Linked DNA regions of Homo sapiens: all the other regions are linked to region 2. Evidence: chromatin loops called from intact Hi-C (ENCODE). Cell type or tissue: endothelial cell of umbilical vein. All regions are shown on one strand.

Evidence for each region. A loop is a pair of places that touch in the nucleus more often than their neighbours do. Peaks named below come from ENCODE experiments on the same cell type or tissue, not always from the same donor. Only the 100,000 strongest peaks of a DNase experiment are listed, where the experiment ranks them.
Region 1: it touches region 2 in a loop (4-fold over the local background); 2 of 110 quality-filtered maps call a loop at or near these places.
Region 3: it touches region 2 in a loop (2.3-fold over the local background); 11 of 110 quality-filtered maps call a loop at or near these places.
Region 4: it touches region 2 in a loop (4-fold over the local background); 14 of 110 quality-filtered maps call a loop at or near these places.

What each region holds. Positions count from the first base shown.
Region 1 is chr10:123,686,401-123,688,900 of GRCh38, forward strand. GPR26 (G protein-coupled receptor 26) reads left to right here. Exons shown (of 3, transcript NM_153442.4): 3 at 1,529-2,500. The coding sequence ends at 1,760. Among named protein-coding and RNA genes, the nearest start is that of GPR26, 21 kb to the left of the region's middle. In endothelial cell of umbilical vein, no CTCF peak of the experiment used is centred here; no DNase peak of the experiment used is centred here.
Region 2 is chr10:123,966,506-123,969,005 of GRCh38, forward strand. LOC107984128 (a long non-coding RNA gene) reads right to left here and starts at 240. Exons shown (of 3, transcript XR_001747628.2): 1 at 1-240. RefSeq lists an enhancer at 1-113. In endothelial cell of umbilical vein, a CTCF peak has its summit at 1,364 (motif pointing left); a DNase peak (open chromatin) is centred at 1,346.
Region 3 is chr10:123,753,647-123,756,146 of GRCh38, forward strand. CPXM2 (carboxypeptidase X, M14 family member 2) reads right to left here. Exons shown (of 14, transcript NM_198148.3): 13 at 1,017-1,116. Among named protein-coding and RNA genes, the nearest start is that of CPXM2-AS1, 22 kb to the right of the region's middle. In endothelial cell of umbilical vein, no CTCF peak of the experiment used is centred here; no DNase peak of the experiment used is centred here.
Region 4 is chr10:123,132,119-123,134,618 of GRCh38, forward strand. No RefSeq gene overlaps it. Among named protein-coding and RNA genes, the nearest start is that of HMX3, 2.6 kb to the right of the region's middle. RefSeq lists enhancers at 719-828, 895-1,189 and a silencer at 1,269-1,358. In endothelial cell of umbilical vein, a CTCF peak has its summit at 1,036 (motif pointing right); a DNase peak (open chromatin) is centred at 1,083; H3K4me3 peaks cover 265 bases; H3K27me3 peaks cover 2,222 bases.

The sequences.
Region 1 (2,500 bases), 280 kb before region 2:
TTCAGGCTCCCAAGCATATGAGAGGAGACATAGCCACAGTCCCCCACAGGGTCAGAGGGCAAAGGTAGACAGTGGTGCTGAAAATGGGATGCTAACTAGAGGGTCCTCAGAGTGGACTCCTTGAGAGCCTGTTCCAGAAAGGGGCATTTCTGTGGAGAATCACACTCCACCAGCTTCCTCCTCCTCCTCTTCGCCAGCTCTACAGCCCAAAGAAGGCTTAAGTATAACCAATTAAAGATAGAAGCACTGAGTTCCAGCTCAAGCTCAGTTCTTTCTGTACCTGGGTCCTCACCTGGCCAGATCCCCAAGCTGAGAGCCACCACCGCCTTCTATCTGCAGGTACTCCAGGTAGAATACAGGTACTAGACCCCCAGTCAGAGGGGAGTACAGGTGCTGCACCTTCCATGGCCACTGACTTGCTGTGTGATATCTGGCAACCCCTTTCCCTCTCTGGGCCTCAATTTTTTCATATGACAGTGGGTGGAGGAGACAGTGTTATATGATCTCCAGACTCTCTCCCAGCTCTGTGGGTCTTTTCTATTTCATGTTAATGCTGGATAATGTCCAAATATGGCCAAGGGTGCTGGACACACTTGAGAGAGTAAATGGCCTGATTTGGGTGGAGGGTAGAATTCTGTTGAAGGCTTTCCCTGACCTCATAACATGGTATTAGCACCCTTGCCTGGAGCTGTCTGGTGGCACCGAGAGGACTCTAAGATACATGGGCTGTGTCTTTCCTTGCCCTCCCCCAAAGAATGAAGGTCCCTTTAGGATCACCTGACCGCGGCTATTGTCAAAGACCACCAGGATCCGAACCCAGGGAAGAGGCCTTCCTTGCCAGCATTCTTTCCTGTGCATGACATACTTTGAGCTTTGCAAAATGTTTTCAAAATTGTTCTGAGCCCTTCCTTCCATGCAACTTCCTTAGGAACACAGAGCCAGGATCGGAAGCAAACAATGGGACCAGACTCTTCTAGTTAAAAGATCATTGAGACGATATTGTCCCACCTTTTTGTTTTTCACATGAGACATGCAGGTCCAAGGAGTGAACAGAGATGCCCAGGACCATATGACAAGTCAGCAGCAGAGTTGGCGCCAAAGCCAAGACAGCCAGCTATTAGCTAATAGCTGGGTTCTCAGTGCAGCTTGGATTTCAGAGTCAGACGGACCTAGGTTCAAATTCTGCCTTTACAATTACTGGCCATGTGACCTTGGGCAAAGTATCTAACCTCCTGGGACATCTGTTTCCTTGCATGTAAAACAGAGATGGTCATATCTCCCAGGGCTCAGCAAAACCACATATGGAAAGTGCTTAACACAGTGTGTAGAATAAAATACAGCCTGATGAATGTTCACCATCATCATCATTGGTGTAAACTGTTATTGTTATTTGAGGAGGCAGTCTCAGATAAATTGAGGGTTGGGCTGCGAAACCGTGGTCTGCAGGGCACAGACAGGCCCTGGCCCATGGCCACTCCCAGCGGTGCTTAGCTATGTCCTCATTAACAGCTTCCCTGTCTCTCCACAGGCTAGTGGAGCTCTTCTCCACGGTGCCCATCGGCTCCCACTGGGGGGTGCTGTCCAAGTGCTTGGCGTACAGCAAGGCCGCATCCGACCCCTTTGTGTACTCCTTACTGCGACACCAGTACCGCAAAAGCTGCAAGGAGATTCTGAACAGGCTCCTGCACAGACGCTCCATCCACTCCTCTGGCCTCACAGGCGACTCTCACAGCCAGAACATTCTGCCGGTGTCTGAGTGAAGGACCGCGCTCCTGCTGAAGAGTTTAGAATGAGGCAGCGGTGAGAAGAAGGGTGGGAGGGCGTGGGGGCCCCTGGGTGGACACCACCAGCCACCAGTCCCTGGCATGCCCAGTGATCCTGGTTCCCTGGCTTGTAGGGGCTCCAGAGCCTGCTTCCTGGTTCCTCAAGGGCAGATATTGGACACTCCTTATTTGTCACCAAAGGATGACTGTAGGCCGTGTGCTGGCCTTTCTTTCTAAGAAGCTGCTTTGAGCTCCTGGACTCACCTGAGGCTCCCTGGGGGATGACACTCAGTTCTGTCACTGTCAAGGATGCAGAGAGCTGGTGGTAGGTGGGAAGCATGGTGTCCACCTGCCTGCTGACCACTGGACGCTGCTCCATGCTGAAGAAAAGTGACAGTCTCCAGGGGACATTTCAGCCATGCTGAAAGGGAGGCTGGCAGTGGTCATTTGGCCCGGATCTAACATGGCACCTCGTCTCCACAGGGTAGTGGTGGCTGCTTCAACCCAAATATTATTCAGCTGGTACTAACGACATTGTGCCCAGCTGGGACTCTTGGGCTCTGTGCCTGAGGGAAAATGTTTCACAACTAGTGGCTGCCCAATTGCTGCTGACCAGTTGTCTTAGAAATGGTCAATTGGATTCAACTTTAGTCCTCTCCTTCCCCCTAAAAGCGAATGTTTGTGTGTGCAGACAATCTTAGCATGAAAATGGTTTAAATAGGCTGGTCCTACATGTA
Region 2 (2,500 bases):
GCTGCTTTGAGCTGCTTCCAGTGGTCTTGGTTGGAAAGAATGGACTGCCTAGGATGGAGGGGGAGTGGGGTGGGGTGGGGAGGTGGGGGCCTGCACAGAACCTGGGGGAGCAAACCCTGGCCTCAGACATGAAGTCTGACAAAAGAGCCTTGTGTGGTGTAGGGCTCAGAGTCCAGTTTCTTGTGCTGAGAACCAAGTGGAGGATCGCGTGTCTGCCTACCCGCCCCATGTCCCCCCACCCCATCCCCCCACTGAGCGCCCACTGCTTGCATCGGGGCCATCAGGAATAGCAGTGAGGGGGGCTCTGTGGCTCCCTGGAGCTCTCAGCCGCCTTGCATATCTCCAGGGGCTTCTGGAATGGTCTGGATCTGTATACAGTTTCAGGGTTTCCTTGCTTTTCCAGTCTGAGACTGAAACTCATCCTCTAAGCATTTGAAAGAAACAACAGGAAAACTCAATCCTCTTTCCTTCCACAGCACATTTAGGGTGAGAGCTTCACAGCTGAAAATCTCCTTTAAAGAAAACGCGGCCCAAATATGCTGGGAGGAGAAGCCAGTGGATCTAGGAGGGGCCGGCGTTGCCGGCTCTGTCTCTGGGCTGACAACCTGGTTTCAGTATTGGTAAGTGGGTCAACCCCAGCTCCAGCGGCTCCTCCTCACCTCTGCCGATTGAGGGCCACTGCAAATTTCAAGCAGAATAAAAGAGTATTCTGAGGGCCACTGCAAATTTCAAGTAGAATAAGAGTATTCCACAGTTAAAGAAAATTTTATATATCTATATCCATCTCGCACAGATTACGTACTAGGCCTTCGTCTAAGCACTTCTTAATTATTAACTCATTCAGTCCCATTTTACAGATGACAAAACTACCAAGTGGAGAACCAAGGTCACGTTGCTACTAAATGGCAGAGCCAAGAGTTGAGGCCAGGCTATCTAGGTAGGACCAGGACCCAGAGTGGAGGGTGGGCCCAGGGCTGCCAGGTGGGCTCAGCGGGCCTGGAGCTGGTTTGAAACACAGGCGCTGCGGTGACCAAGTGAGCTGGCCCTGAAGGGCAGCGTGAGGGAAGAAGCCAGACCCCCCAGCCAGAGCCCCAGCCCTCAAGGGACAACTTGGCCAGGACAAGCTACTGGAACAGGCCAGGGCCCTTTTGGCGGGGAAGGGAGAACTGGACCACCCGGCCGAGAATTCCAGAGACTTTTCTCACTGATGGGAAGAAAACTGGGTCCCGGTAGGGGCCAGTGGGGAACGGGGCTTTGAAGGAACTCAGGACTCAGGCGTCCTTGGGATCATCTCGGCAAACTGCAGGTCTCCGGGGAGCCGCTCCGGTGCATTCCCAGGTCCAGCCTGCCCCCTGCTGGCTGTGTCGGGGAACCAAACACAGGCGTCAGCCTCATCGTGCAAAGGTGGACTTCTGAGTTCTCAGATACCCCCGTGAAGCCCACGCTAATAAACTGGGAATGACACGTCACAAAATCAGTTATAGAGTGCTGCTGATACAGTCATCATTCATTCTAACCACGTATTTAAACCGAGAAGATTGCATGTATGTTCTGCCTGTCAAGGAAACCATGGCATAAATTGTGTAAAATTTGTGTGCAGCATATTTTTGTCAGAAGTGGGGCAGAGAGGAGAGTGTTTAGGGGCTGGAGGTTAAAGTGCTGGAATCCAGGTCACCTCTACCCCAGTATACTCAAATGGTTGACTCAGGGCTTCAATGAAACACTCAACAATCGGAACGGGGAGTTTCAATCCTGCTAAGAAAACAGTCTATTTCCCTTCTGCTAATTTCATTAAATCAGTCTAGTATTTTTCAAAGCCTTTTGGCAGTTATCATAAAACAGACTCTCTGATCCCATAGGACAGTGATAGAGGATCATAAATCCAGCTGATTTGCATCTTTTAATGACCCAAACTTAATCACCCATAAAATCCCAGCCTCCAGCCAGACTGGCTTCCAGTTCGTTGCTGTTATTTGAGTATTTGCAGTAGAAAGTTTAATTTTGCTTTCACCTGGCCAGGACCCTGGGCTCACACCCACCATGTGCTAGCATCTGTAGTAAGAACAAATTTTGCAGAACAAAGCAGGTGACAAAACAGGTATTATTTTTCTATAACAGGACTTAATATGAGAGTCCAGCCCCCATTCACCAAATAACAACAAATGTCATCTAATCACTTCTGGGAATGGCTTGGTGATGCCTTAGTCTCTTTGCAGCTCCAGGTACACTTTCCCCTTCCTTGGTATCATCCACTCCTAAGGATTAAAGTGCCATCCACCTGCAGTTGCCTCCTGTTTCTCCCCACAGACCAGATCCCTCCTGTGCTCCAGACTCACCCAGCTAAAAGAGAAATGCCATTTCCATCCACACCGCTTCCCTCTGAGCCTTCCCTGTCTCCATGACTCAGGTCCAAACCAGGGCATCTTTTTGAGTCCTCTTTCCCTCACACCTAATCCAACCTTCAGTACAACCTGTGGGGTCTACCTCCCAAATAAAGCCC
Region 3 (2,500 bases), 210 kb before region 2:
CTGCTGTTGCTGAGTGATCCAGGGGCAGCCTTCTGCTGTCCTGACGTGGTACGGCCACTTCATATTTGGTTTATAAAACCCTGGGTCTTACAATTTCTTTTCTTCCACAGCAAAGAGAGTTGGAATAAGATGTCAGCACTGCCTTTTAGAGATCATCCTCTGACCCTCAGATTATCCAAGTTCCTAGAATTTTGTACCCTCCATTCAAAAGGGAATCACGCGTACTAACCCTGACTAGTTAACACCATGAGACACTCATCCCTTCCAGTGAGTGGGAGCTGAGTCTCCCTGAAGCATTTCATCTAATGACAGCATCAAGAAAATACAATTTATGTGAGGAATGATGGAGTTAAATGACAGAGCTAATACAAGAAAGCTATTAAGAGAGTGGCATATAGGAGATGCCCACGTTTATTGTTACTGTTATTCTTATCCTACCCTTCACATTACAGACACCTGAGTCTTCCTAAGACATCACGCTCAGTGATTTCCTGTGCTTTAATGGAAAAAGTGCATCCTCTCTGGCCAGTCCCAACCCACCCCTCCAGCTGTCCTCTTGCTGCTGGTCCCTTCAAACTCTCCACTCCTCCACAAGTCACCCAGTCTACAGCTTCTCCCTCTCCGGAGCAGCCTGGCTCCCTCGCTCCCTGGCCCCTCTGCACTCATGGACACAGGCCACATTCCACCTGGTCTGAGAGCTAAGCTGCCTGCAGATGCAACAACTCCATGGAGACAGAGCTGCTTCCTCAACTCCTTAGAAACTTCCACTGTGCCTGGAGGCCAGCTGGTGGCTGCACAGCCATCCTGTGAAAGGGACAGCGAGCAACCAGCAAGCACAGGCTGAAAACCTCCCTTCCAAGGGTCTCTTGAAAAGTGGGAAATTTAGAGGAAGGAGACTGTAATTTGGCTCTGAGTAAGACATTTCTGGCAGTCATTTCATGATTGTAACCCAAGTAAAATGCCTAAAAAAATGGGTATTTCTTACCAAGAGACAGTCTGCACACATTTGCAGTTACCTGTTCGGATGTCATGGTTAATGCCTTCTACGGAGATAATGGCGTTTGGGATTCCTTTTCCATGTGAATCTCTCACCAAGCCTTTAATGCCACGATGAACCTGCTCAGCAAACATGAGACACAGGGTGAGGTCACCGACCAGCTCTGGACACAACCGGCACAACAGAGTGGGCTGTCAACCCACCATTGGCCGGTTCCCACCAAGAACTCACACAGCACCACGTCTTGCTCAGAAGGCTTGGAACCGAAAAGCAGTTCATTGCTCACTGCATTGTTGGGTTCAATTAACAAGGGCGAGGTCTTAATGTAAGAAAAGTGAACTTATTTCTGAAGCTAGCATTAGGGAAGCATCCTGCTTTAAAATGTGCCACTTATCCTTTGGAGCAAAAAGCTGATACTTTTATAAGGGGAGGGGGCTAGTGAGCAAGGGCAGCGGTCCCCCTGCTAGCCTGGTGTCTTATCTACCAGATAGTTGAGCTGGCACCTTCCTGGGCAGAAATAAGTTGTAGAAGTAGCCAATGGGCATGCTTTCGGCATGCCCTCTGAGGCCAGCCCCTGGAGGTGGGTGGTCTGCCTTGGAGCACAGATGAGCTTGTCCTGCAGGGAATGTCTGCTGAGGGGGAAGTGACAGGTTATTTTGCATTTCAAAAAGGGCTAAGTGGGAAGCAGGGGAAAGGAGAAAGGAGGAAAGAAGAGAAAAAAGCCAGTTAAATTATCTCTTAGAAAAATAGGAGTCCTCCAGTTATAGGATTGCCTGGCTCTGTGTGGATTTGGAATGTAAACTTCTGCATTTCTTTTGGGTTCTTGCACCAGAAAGTCTTCCATTAGAATGTCCAGAGGCTTAAAAAATATTAGGATCTGAGACGGTTCACAGAAACACATTTACTAAAAACTGAAATTTAATTTTTATAGGCACATTTATTTTGACTTTGTGGGACTTGCTGACTTAAAAGTCAGAGGGAAAAGAAACAATTCAAAGAAACCTTCCTATAGATGACAACTCCATGCATAGACCCTTCCAATGACTTGTGTCATGCGATGCACTCAAACCTTATGCCTCAGTTTCCCCACCTGTAGAATGATGTGCCAATCCAAGGTGACATTCCATCATTACCAATGACTTTACGCATATTTCGAGGACTGGGCATTTTATCCATAGGAGGCCCTTTGGCTATGGCATCATTACTTAAGACTGATCAGGTTGTTACAGTCAAGTCTTTCTCTTTACAGGGATGCAAAAGAAAAAGGGCCTTCTCTTACAAAATTCCAGGGTGGGAACAGGAATTCCTTGAGTGAGAGGTTCCCCAAAGAAGGAAAAACAGACTCACACCCTTCTGTGCCAGAGCAGCTCACCGGGGGCTGGGTATCCCAAGACCATCATGGGACAGAGTCAGATGCTAAATCCTGGTGCCAACCTCTGCCCCCTGTGCAGAAGTGCAGCCAAAAGTGCCAGCCAAAGCCATGGGCTGAATGTGCCTTCTGAC
Region 4 (2,500 bases), 830 kb before region 2:
AGGAGGTGGGCTGTGCCAGGAAGCTGCTCCAAGGAGAAGGACCGTAGTATGGCTATGGAGGGAAGGAAGCAGCCTTCTCTTAGATGAAGTACTGAAAAATATGGAAAGCTCCCCTCCTTTGGGAAGCGCCTTGCTTACTGACTTGTGTGTGTGCACAAACGTGTATGTGCTTTGTGTGTGTGGTGGGCCTGGGGCAGGTGAGAATGCCATGCCAAGCACTCCTGTATCAGGCCTCATGCTTTTGTGTAAAAGTTGGGTGTTAATCACTGGCATTCTCCAGTCCCCTTCTGCCCTCTTGGCTCCTTGTCCCAAGGGTGGGTGGTGTAGAGACCCGCTCTCACAGCCCATCTGCCTGAGATTAGCCTGGGAAAGGTCCCCCAAAGGTCCTATTCCTTGGGCTCCTTTAGGTTTTGTAAAATGCAGCATCAAAAGATCTCAGATTTCATTAAACTCTTTAAAAACAGCTTTTGGGTATGATCAGGCTATCTGAAGGTCCCTAATCAAGTGGGCCAATTCTCTGTAAGGGAACTGTGAATCCATTCATTCATTCATCCATTCATTCATTCGTCTCACTCAGGCATTCAGGCATTAATACAAGCGTTTCCTGAGCACAAGCATTTCCTGAGCACAAGCGTTTCGTCCGCTGATCGGCCGGCGGCGCTGAGTCCTGGGAAGACGAATGAGGCAGGCCCGTTCCCTCCTTCCCTCCCCGAGTCCTTCCTGGAGAACACCTAGCCTGAGGTTAGGACCGGCACCTAAAGGATAGAACGAGACGGGGACCACAGAATGGGCCCTAAAACAGGCAGGAAAAGCGGGAAGGAGGATGACAGGCAGGCGAGACCACTTCCTGTCGTGGCCAGGTAGAGATCAGCAGAGATCTGAAGGCGATTTCACCCACTTCTTCTCCCGGGATCCAGAGAAAAAATGCTTTTGTTTTCTAACTGCGGCGGCGAAGGGCGAGACCTCAATGGCTTTTAAACGTCCTGCGCCGGGACAGCGGTTTCTCCAGCGGAACCTGCAGGCTTGGTTCAGAGGCTGTCCCATAGAGGGCGCTGTCTGCCTGACTTTGAATGGAGTCGTGAGCGCAAGAACGCTGGCAACACCTCTCGCCAGACGGCGAGTAAAGGGCTGAGTCCGCGCCCAGACCCGACTCCCACCAGCTTTCTCGAAGGGGAAGGGAAAGATCTACTCAATACATCCCGCTTTTCAAGCCCAGCAATCCCTAAAACTGAGAGGATGGGCTGAGAGTGCTGACACTGGAGAAGCTCCTCTCCCGGGCCAAACACAAGCACATAACAGCGCCCCTGCGCGCCCCTGGGAGGGGAGTCAACCGGAGAACTTGGGGCGACAACCGGAAAGCCGGGATCCGGTAGCCGCACAGCAGGGATGCGGGCGGCTGTCCCGGACTCTTCTCCCGCCACACTGGGCCTGTCCCCTCCCCATCTGAGTCTAGCGCTGGAGTTGTGATCAGCCACGAGTCCCCCTCCCCAGACTGAACCCTCAGCATTCCCAGTTTAAAGTCGACTTTCGTGCGTCAGAACTCTAGCCAAGTTTGCATGCGTCTGCGCTGAATGGCGAAGCTCCCAAAACACACAGGCATACACGCCGGGGTCTCTCCACGCATACTCGGCCGCGTGGCAGGCTGTGTGCAGGCGGTGCCCACCCAACCCTCATAGACCTACGTGCATCGAGCTATTTCTGCGGTTGGGGGAAAATGACCTCTGGGTATCCAGCAGCGATTGGGCGACCTAGGCCCAGTTTCCTCCTCTCTGGGCGCGGGTTTCCACTTACAAAATCCAAGTATGAGACCCACCCTGCTGGGGTCTCAGGGCAGTGATCCGTTCCAACCCAGATTTTGGATGGCGTAGCGTTTTGCATTCCAGTAAAGCCCTGTGTAAACTCAAGGGAGTAATAACAGTAATTGTTTATGGAAGCGCCATTTACGTTTCCAGATTTCCAAAGCAAAAATGGGGTTCGCTGCTGTAGATGAATGCAGAAAGAAACATTACATATGCCCGTCGAGATTTGGTGGGGGAGGGTCTGACGCCCCAGGACCGAAAAACAAAATCTACCTCTCAAGTGGGGACCCCACACGATCACGTCTGCCAATGCAGGGCGGCCTTGAATTAGGCGAGGCTCAATCTAACGAAAAAGAAAGCGGTGGGGAGGTGAAGGGATCCCAAAAAGCCCTCGTGTGCGGGAGCTTCACCAGGGTGGAAGAGGGTGAGGCCAGTTTGTCACCTTTCTCTGATAAGAAAGCTGTCTCTCGGGAGGGGACCTCACAAACAATTCTGATTTACTTGATGCTTAAATCATGAGTCTTAAATGTCTGCCTCATGGGCTTCTCGTGCGAACCGGGGAGCTGTTTTTAAAGCCAGTGGAGTGGAATGTCCTTTCACTAAGCCGTTCTGCAAAGGTCCAGTGTGGTTCTCTAAGGACTTCGCTGCCGTCGAGACGCGCAGCGGATGCCGCTGCTTGCCGCGGCGGAGGAAGCTACGCC